Linked DNA regions of Mus musculus: region 1 is linked to region 2. The links are chromatin loops, found by intact Hi-C in ENCODE. Cell type or tissue: left cerebral cortex. All regions are shown on one strand. Region 1 overlaps LOC105247329 (a long non-coding RNA gene). Region 2 overlaps Itpr2 (inositol 1,4,5-triphosphate receptor 2).

Region 1 (5,000 bases), 1.0 Mb after region 2:
TATGTTTACACAGTCACAGTGTGTGTATGCATTCTCCCTGCCCTGTTCCTCTAAAACTCTGACAAACCACAGAGGAGTGCCCAGAGGTCACCAAGTTCTTGCTCCCAGACTAAAGGACTGCTCATAACATGAGGTACCTGCATCTCTAGAACCTGTCTGTCTCTCCACGTCTTTGCTCTGGTGTCAACTTTACCTGTAACCACTCTGTTACCATGACAGCAAGGCAGGAAGCAAGAGAGTGTGGGGACAGTGGAGGAGTTTGAACATGACAATCGAGGCTTAGTGGCCCACACCTGTCACTCCAGTAGTAGGGAGGCCAAGACAGGAGGATCTCCAGTCAAGGCCAGCATGGCTTACAGAATGAGACTCTATCATCCAAACAAACAACACACACACACACACACACACACACACACACACACACCCCAAAACAAAACATACCAAGGAGAGTGGGTGCATCATGCAGGGCCTGGTTACCTGCATGGTCCACTCGGCCATACTTGGAGGCCATCTGGACCCACTGAACCTCAGAGTAGAGAGGATGAGGAGGCTTGTGAGTCCTTTTCTGTCTGTCTAAGCGCACAGTGAGCTCACTCACTGCCCTGGGTGGTGTCTAGAGGATTAAAGAAAACAAGAAATGAAAGCACTAATCCTGGTGCCTAGCACACATCAATCACCAAGTGTGAGACCGCAGCGCCGAGGATGGAAGCTAGCGCTGTGCTCAGTGACAGCCTGCACAGTCATGCTTGAGTAAAAGCTTCCTGGTGTGGACTTGAAGGATGAATAACAGGAATCTGCATGTCGTGGGGGTGGCATGCGAGTGGGTGTGTGAAGCCTCATGAGCAGGATGTGCAGGGATAAAAATAGCCCTCCAGGCAGCTGGTAAACACCTTCCATGGGGAGACAGTAAGACACCATGGTCTTCTTCCCATTTTCCAAAATGTCATCTCTCATCAGCCAAGAGCTTTGAAGAATGTTTGGTCCTAGTGACTCATCACCACCATAAACCAATCAATCACTGTGACTCATTCCCATCCCTGTTGGAGCAGCAATACAGACAAGTAGTGTGTGAATGCTCGAGAGTATGTGAGTGTGTTTGTGTGTGAGAATATGTGTGAGTGTATGTGTATGTGAGTGTAAGTGTGTGTATGTGACTGTGTGTGTATGAGTGGTATGAGTATATATGTGAGTGTGTGTGTGACTGCATAACTGTGTGAGTGTATGTGTATGTGAGGTGTGTGTCTATGTGAGTGTGCATGAGTGTGTATGAGTATATATGGGACTGTGTGTGTGCATGTGTGACTGTATGAGTGTGTGTGTATGTGAGTGTGTATGTGTGAATGTGAGCCTGTATGAACGAGTGTGTATGTGAGAGAGAGAGAGAGAGAGTGTGTGTGTGTGTGTGTGTGTGTGTGTGTGTATGCACATGTACACATACAGATGTGCCTCTCTGCACCTGAGACTTGCTTTCTGCAGAGTAGAGAACATTCGTTTAAGCACAGGAGAGTTGATAGTGGGCTGTTCCACCATGAGAATCAGCAATGGTGGAACGACACCAGCGTTAAACAACAAAATCCAAAGGACGGAAAGAGTCAAGCACTGTGCTTGTTTTTTGGTTGGTTTTATTTTCTTAGTGGTTGAACCCAGGGCCTTGTGTGTGCGAGAAAAACACTACTTCTGGGCTGTTAAAACATCTCTATTATGCTGACATTTTGTGATGTGGGCCCAAGAAAGTATTATAAAAATGCATATTTCAATGCAACATTTAAAATTTTCCTAGCACCTGGAAATAGTGATGAACCTGATGATGCTTCTCTTGACCTAACGGCGCGGGAAGGAGTGGAGAGCCCGAGAGAAGCCATGTTGAAATGCTCTCTTTCACTTGGTCGTCTGCACTCAGGCTTCCTGTGTCTGGTATGTGATCATGCCAAGGTTAAACATTTAAGAGAAAAGTAGGGAATGCGAAGACATTTCAAAACGTTGTGTCAACTTAGCTCCTTCCAGATCTAAGCCCCAGTACTAGCTTATTATATTTTGAATAGATATGGAGAAATAAATAATAAAAGCAGCTTCATTTGCCACTGACGGGCAACATATGAGCACAGCGTAGAATGTTCGAGGAGGCAATATTGTCACTGAAGCAACTGAACCAGACTTACACACAGCAACTGTTAAGTAGCTAGGGCAGTGAAGGGCAGGTACGCATAATGCTACTTCCAGGTACATAAAATACAACTACTTATTATTGACTTGTAAGCTATGGGTTAGAAGAAATATAAACAAGCTCAATACAGTGTTGACTCTGGGGAAGAGGAAGAAGAGAAAGAAGGAGAAGAGACAGGAAGTGGACTCAGCTTTATCATTCAGGTTAAAAACAACAGAGTAAGCTGTTGACAGCTGGGACTGGAAAGGCAGCCGGCACACCTACTAAAAGTGTGCCCTCCTCCTGTGGAGAACTAGAGTTTGGTTCCCAGCAGCCATGCCCCATTCACAGGGCTCACAGCTGCTATCAACTCCAGCTCCAAGAGAATAACCCTCTAACCCTCTGCTGGCCTCTGCTGGTAGCTGTAGTCAGTTCTCTCTCTCTCTCTCTCTCTCTCTCTCTCTCTCTCTCTCTCTCTCTCTCTCTCTCTCTCTCTCTCTCTCTCTCCCTCTCTCTCACACACACACACACGCATGTGTCATTTCAAACTCTTTTAAAAGAATGCTGACATTATGACTTAGCTACACGATTGCATTTTTATCTTAGAATTCTTCATCAGACTTTATAAGTCTAGTGTGACTAAAAGTACAGTTCCAAATAAATGAAAGATAGTATATTCTGAGCCAAAGTGAACTTTTATAGCCATGAAACAAAAGATAGTAATAAATCAATACATTAACCAAACAAAATTGTGGGGAAGTCGGGTAGATGGGCTATAGCAAAACAGGGAGACCATGATAGGTTTCATATGCTATCTGATGTGGTCTGCGTTAATATATTCAAAGTGGAAGATGACTCACCAGATAAAGGAAGGCCTGTTTCCAAGCCTGATGACTGGGTTCCCTGGAGAGAGACCTGACTCTCACAAATTATCCTCTAATCTCCACATCTAGCCTAGGCACATCTAACCCTAACCCTAACCCTAACCCTAACCCTAACCCTAACCAAGCACACGCACACGCACACACACACACACACACAAAATGCAATTTAAAATTATAACAGTATGATGAGGTTTAATCTGAGAGCCAAGAGGATGCTAGGTGTGGTGGTTTGAATGAGAATGGCCCCATAGACTCAGATAGTTACTTGGTCCCCAATTAGTGCAACTGTTTGAAAGGATTAGGAAGTATGGCATCATTGTTGAAGGACTGGGTATCACTCTTAGGGGCAGGCTTTGAGGTCTCAAAAGACTCATACCATTCCCAGTGTGCCTGTCTCTACCTCCTACTTATGGATCAAGAAGAGAGCTCTCAGCCATCCCTGCCTCCGTGATGTGAGCTCTCAGCCATCCCTGCCACCATGATGTAAGCTCTCAGCTGTCCCTGCCTCTGTGATGTGAGTTCTCAGCCATCCCTGCCACCATGATGTGAGCTCTCAGCCATCCCTGCAGCTATTGCCCTCACCTAGGGGTGCTCTGTGTCTGGGACTTCTAGAAGCTAGGCTGACCTCGGGTGTAGAACGGTGATCTTGGTGCTTCCACACAGAGAAGAATGAGATGGCTCACAGAAGAGGAGTGAGATAGCTCAGAGTCAGCAAGGGTCTGAGGCAGAGTAAAGGGTTCAGAGGAAGGCAGAGCCACCAGTCCAGAACATGTCCTTCTTGCAAAGTGGTTCCTGGGTGCTTTGTGTAACCTCAGATAGAGAGGGAACAGACAGACCAAAAGCGTGACAAGAGCAGGAGATAAAAACTGAGTCAGACAGTTGTAGGGGGAAAAGGTACAAAGTGACCACTTCTGACTTTTGTCCTTGGCTAGAATCCAGAAAAATCTCCACTTAGCATTTATAAACCCAACACCCCGGGCTGTGCCATCTTCCACATAGTAGAACCTCTACAACACATCAGTCAGAGGGAGCAATAGGGACAAACAGTGAGGAGATTTAGTCCATGTGCTGGGAAGAACAAACAGAACGGTCCAGTGACCCCAAAGCCCAAATGGAGGGCTCAGGCAGGCAGGTTGGTTACAAGAAAGGAGCAATCTCTGCTGCAGGCCTTGATGCTGCCTAGTGACATAGTGACATGTTAGCCTTTGGGTTGGTGGAACATAGCTGGTCTGTGTGTACATTCCAGAAAGCTTACTTACCGAGTAGTCAGTCACAGGGCGTGTGTTAGGCCTGGCACAGAGGTGATCCAGAAATGGCTCTCATGAGAGCTAAAAACAGCCTGGACTAATTAGGCTTCCAACCTACACCTCTCCTGTCCAAGATCACAGAAGTCAATCAGCCTCAGAGAATCCTAAACAGGGTATTGCTCTCATCTAAGAACTCTAGTTTGCACTAGCCTGGGCTACTAGTGACCTTGAGAATAGCCTGAGCTACATAAAAAGACCCTGCCTCAAAATCACATGTAAAACAGCACACACATCCATACATCCCCTGAAGATATGTATTTTTTTAAACAGGATTTCTTTTCTTAACTCTTACTGTGTGTAAAGACATCAGGGTAGGGGTGTGGGGCACAGTGGGGACATTTCTTCTGACTCCAGTAGTTAGATAGGTTTCAAGTTTCTTGGCTGTGGACTTTCCTGTCTTCTGTCTTCTGTTCAGTGCAAACTGCCACCAAGGTAGCATTCTGAATGCCAGCCACCAAGTATCACTGCAGGGAGCAGCTAGCTCTCTTTACAGCTTGGAGGAGGGAACACACTTGACATAAAAATACACTTCATTATGCTGTTGCTGTCCGTTATGTTTATCACTTTTAAGTGTGTGTCTCTTCCACAGGAAACAATGTAATTAATAAGACCCAGCTCTGCTGTCTCTTGAGAAATGCTCTGGGGAGCCACTCTTAAATAACGCAG
Region 2 (5,000 bases):
TGACTTTTACCCACACAGACCTGTGGACATCATGGGTCTCCATAGGCTTGTGGCTCAGTCTCACATGTCCACAGATCTGGGGCTCAGTCAGACTTCAAAGACTTGGGACTCAGTTATGCATTTCCATAGTTTTGGGCTCAGCCATAGGCTTCACAGACTGGGGGCTCCATCATAGAGTTTCCCCCTCATTTTGTAGACAAGGACTCCCAGTTCTCTGGGACTGGATGACTTTTCCCAAGGCCCGAAGCTTTAAAATAAAAGGCCTGGGTGCTCTTGATAGGGTTTAGAGTGTGGCATGGTCTGTGGTAGAACATGGGCAGCACCGCCAAGGGCAGAAGCTGTTTTGTGTTGGGCTTGGTTGGGTGGATTCTCGTTTCTGTTTACATCCTGCTTATGTGTGAGCCATGGCTCTGAGCTTGGATTTACTATTACCTGGAACTAAGTATTCTAATTCATCAAATGTAACCCTTTGATACAGCTTTAGATACAGTCTGGCTAACTTTGCATTGGTTACATTTCTGTTACTAGATAAGATACTCCAACACAGGCAGCTTAAGGAAAGAAGGTTTATTCTGGTTTACCTGTTTCTGGCTACATTCCATCATGGCAAGGATGTCACAGTGGCAGGAGCTCACTATGGCTGGCCACATCCACAGTTCAAAACAGCTTGCTTCTTAGTTTTAGGTGGTCCAGGATCAAGACCCAGCAATGTTGTCTCTTACTTTAGTGGACTCTTCTCCGCCACACTGGCGAGGTCAGAGGCTAAACTAACCTGGGTAATCCCTCACAGGTGTGCCCAAAGGCTTGCGAGTCCGGATTCTGCCAAGTTGTGGATCACTACTGACCCACAGATTATATACATATATATATATATATATATAATATAAATGTAATATATTTATATAATATATGTTAATAGATAAATAAATGTAAAATAAAAATATATATCTGTGATGGGATTTATGTATAGTACATAATGGCTATACATAATTATAATATAAGGAATATAAGAAACAAACAAGAGTACAAAGCCAAAGCCCACGTGACCATGTGTCACAGCGCAGATGACACCACAGACGACAGCTCCTCTCTCCCTCAGCCCAGCTCTCTTCCACCATTTTCAGATAAATGAGCTCTGAGTGAAGCCACATGGTGGGTGGATTATGGTTTTGTTTTGTATTTTTATTTCTCTAGTACAATACTTCAGTTGTCGTTCTAAGTCCTCAGTGGCAGGGCAGCTGGCTGTTTGTCATGAAGCTCTGTTGACTCTTCTTCATAGCAGAGTGCTGTCCCTATGTTCTCATGAAGTGTGGTTCCAGTGGGCATGCCACCTGTGGCTTCTTCTCCTCTCCCCATGTCTCGTAGTGGTTCCTAGAAAACCCCCTGCCTCCATCTGCCCCTCTGCCTTGTGCCCTGTTACATTCTGAGCGTTGCATCATCTCTGATCATGAATCTATTGGTCTATCAAACCTGCTTGGCCAACCACACTTTGGTAAATTCTTTGGGTCTGGGTTCCAGGTCAGTAGTGGGATCACTGGAGGAATCTTCTTTGTGTGTGTGGTATTTAAGCATGTTCACAGTGTATGTGTGTGTGTGTGTGTGTGTGTATGGGGGGGGGGGAAGAGGGAGAGACAAGGTGCATGCTGGGATTGATCTCAGATCATCCAGCTTTCAGTGATGCTTTATCCATTGGGACATCTTATGGGCCCAGGTTCAGCACATTCTTACTGGCACTTTTAATTTAAAACAAATTTTGCTTTGTTTTTCAGCTTAATCCTGACTATCGAGATGCTCAAAATGAAGGAAAAAATGTGGTGAGTAGACTTTCCTGTCAGTTTGTCCCAAATGTTCCACATCTTATTTTATACGAATAAATCAAAAGACATTTTACTAACAAGCTTGAAGACTAGGACCCCATTCTTAATTGAAGGAATGGTCAGAGAAGCATGTGGGCTCAGATGCTATCCCCATCCCTGCCAGCAGGGGGCGCTAAGGGAATTCCTGCCTCTTGAAGGCTGGTTATTGCAAGACGCCGAGGCTTCTGGGAAATAGGCTATGGTAGGTCTATGTTCAGTTTCCAGAAGTACATGGAAGTACTATCTAAAAGGGGGGCGGGCAGTGAAATGGTTCTTGGGTGTTTCCGGAGGGTCTGAACTCTGTTCCCCAAACCCATATGGTAGAAGGAGAAAACCAACTCACAAGAGTTGGACTTTACATGTCTGTTGTGGCATCTGTCCCCCACATCCATGCACATCCATGCACATACATACATGAAAACTAAATGTAATAGGAAGTTATAAAGAGGGCTGGAGGGGTAGCTCATGATACAGGGTTTACATGTGAGGCTGTAGGTTCAGTCCTCAGTACTGGGGGACAAGTTGCTTCTAGGAAGGCACCCATCAAACCTTCCCACTGTGTGGCTTAATTACAGCTCTGCTCTGCTTCCTGCATGGACGGTGGCCATGCAGCTGGCTGTGTGGGTTGAGCAGAGTGGGTGGACACAGAAAATGCAGCTTCACGGAGCGGTTAGGAAGCAGGATTCTGTGCTAAGCAGTAGACTCAGGGTGACATCCCTTCTCACTAATCAAGCCTTGTTTGGCTGCGCTGCTCTCCTCCTAATTCCTCAACTCCACTAAAGCTGAGAAGAACATGCCTGTGTTTGAGAGCTTGTCCCCAGATTCACTGCAATCACACACAGGGCAGGTGGTCTGCATTCTGGACTGTGCCAGTCTCCTGTGAGAGACCGCCAGCAGCAGAGGTTTGGTTTAATGAGCCTGTCTCCAGAGCCTCAAGTTTGACTGTAAAGAAAACTGAGCCCGTGAAGGTGTAGTGCGCACAGTGTGGCTTCTTGTTCCATAATCTGTTTGTCACATTGCAGTAATTACACTTCTGTCTGAAGAGGAAAGGAGAAGGGTTGTTAGAGTCGATCTGCAGCCTGTGACAGAGAAGATCAATTTCCCAAAACAGAGCGCCGGCCTCTCACGCAGAGTTCCAGTAACAGTGATGGCGATGATGCTGATTTTCCCCTTAATTTTCCCCGCGTTGGCGACTTAATGACCTGCTAATATTTTTTCCTGTAATTCAGAAACCTTTATCAAAACGTCACCTTCCATTTTGGAAGTCTCAGAGGTTAATGCAGGGTGTTGCAGAAATGAGGCTGTGTGTGTCGGGGCTCCCATTAAGGCCGAATTGCTGTGTTCACTTTACAAAGGGGCCCATTATTTCCAATCTTACAAATGCAGCTTCCCTGTGCACCCGGTAGACATTGGCACCGTGTCAAGCCCAGCTGGGAACCTGATGGTCATTATTTCTTCTCGAAGGTCCACATTTTTTCAGATGGCTCTGCAGAGGGGATTTTTTTAAAAAAAATTCTCTGCAATGCCATTCGTATTACCAAACATATTTATGTGGCAAGGGATCTGATTATTTTGAAGGCAGTTCTGTTGGGGTCTCACAGCCTCTGCATTATTGGCACAGTGGACCAAATAATTCTTTGTGGTGGTGGCAAGATGAGCTCTGTATGAGTAGTGGGGTGTCCTCTGCCTAAGTCGTAGCGGGTGTTCCCTCAATGGTAGAGGGGCACCCCCTGGAAGGCAGGCTGATGGCAGCATGCTGATCTCATCTTACTGGGTGTTAGAAGCTTCACCCCACCCCAGCTCTCAGCTGTGACAACCAAAAATGTGTCCAGAAATTTTCAGATGTCCTCTAAGCATCAAAATCCTCCTATGTGGCCAGGAACAGACCTGCGTGTGTTTATACACATGGAAATGTTCTAGAAAAAGGAGACTGTTGAAGAAGCACTTTCAAATTCTGATCTGTAGAATTTGGAGATGGGGGTTTAGGTTCTGTCAGATCTTCACATTGCCATGGGTTTCACTCCAGGCTCACTGGCAGTAAGATGGGCAGACTTAGAAAGCAGAAAGGATCCCTCAGGAAGCTCTGGGGATGAGGCTTACAGAGACAGAGAAACTCCCGGCAGCTTCCGGAAGCAGCCTGGGATGTGTGGCTTCCCCAAGCAGAGTTGGAGGTTGGGCTGAGGAGGGAGGGGAGAGCCATGACAGAAATGTGGCAGCCTTCTGCAGCCTGTACGTCAGCTCCAAACTCAGACAGAGCTTCTCCCAGCACGTCTTAGGCTCCAACAGCACAGAAATGTGATGTTCAATCTAAAGTCAGTGACTCACCATGACTCAACACAAAGGTGTCCTGGGGTGCCCTGAAGTACACCTTTCCAGGAGAGGGGGCTGGAGCAGGAGCACAGCCATCAGCTCCCTTGTGGCTTTGAATCAGGGCAGGTGCCTCCCTGTGCAGCTCTCCCTGTTCAGTGCCTCCCTGTGCAGCCCAAAGTGTGCAGTGCCTCCCTGTGCAGTGCCTTCCCGTGCAACCCTTCCTGTGTGGTGCCTCCCTGTGCAGCCCTCCCTGTGCAGCTCTCCCTGTGCAGTGCCTCCCTGTGCAGCCTTCCCTGTTCAGTGCCTCCCTGTGCGGTGCCTCCCTGTTCAGTGCCTCTCTGTGCAGTTCTCCCTGTGCAGCCCTCCATGTGCAGCCTTCCTTGTACAGTGCCTCCCTCTGCAGCCCTCCCTGTGCAGCCCACCCTGTGCAGTGCCTCCCTGTGCAGCCCACCCTGTGCAGTGCCTCCCTGTGCAGCCCTCCCTGTACAGCTCTCCCTGTGCAGCCTACCCTGTGCAGTGCCTTCCTGTGCAGCCCTCCCTGTGCAGCCCTCCCTGTGCAGTGCCTCCCTGTGCAGCCCTCCCTGTGCAGCTCTCCCTGTGCAGTGCCTCCCTGTGTAGCCCACCCTGTGCAGTGCCTTCTTGTGCAGCCCACCCTGTGCAGTGCCTCCCTATGCAGCCCTCCCTGTGCAGCCCACCCTGTGCAGCCCACCCTGTGCAGTGCCTTCCTGTGCAGCCCTCCCTGTGCAGCCCTCCCTGTGCAGCCCTCCCTGTGCAGTCCACCCTGTGCAGTGCCTCCCTGTGCAGCTCTCCCTGTGCAGCCCACCCTGTGCAGTG

Evidence for each region. Peaks named below come from ENCODE experiments on the same cell type or tissue, not always from the same donor. Only the 100,000 strongest peaks of a DNase experiment are listed, where the experiment ranks them.
Region 1: a loop joins it to region 2, with 2.9 times the contacts of the local background. A loop is called at or near these places in 5 of 42 quality-filtered maps.

The regions. Positions count from the first base shown.
Region 1 is chr6:145,369,790-145,374,789 of GRCm38, reverse strand. The region is part of intron 3 of LOC105247329 (a long non-coding RNA gene); the gene reads left to right. Among named protein-coding and RNA genes, the nearest start is that of Gm38926, 24 kb to the right of the region's middle. In left cerebral cortex, a CTCF peak has its summit at 2,552 (motif pointing left); a DNase peak (open chromatin) is centred at 852.
Region 2 is chr6:146,402,572-146,407,571 of GRCm38, reverse strand. It overlaps Itpr2 (inositol 1,4,5-triphosphate receptor 2), which reads left to right. Exons shown (of 57, transcript NM_019923.4): 10 at 1,770-1,814. Among named protein-coding and RNA genes, the nearest start is that of Itpr2, 97 kb to the left of the region's middle. In left cerebral cortex, a CTCF peak has its summit at 1,980 (motif pointing right); DNase peaks (open chromatin) are centred at 2,038, 2,488 and 4,088; H3K27ac peaks cover 272 bases.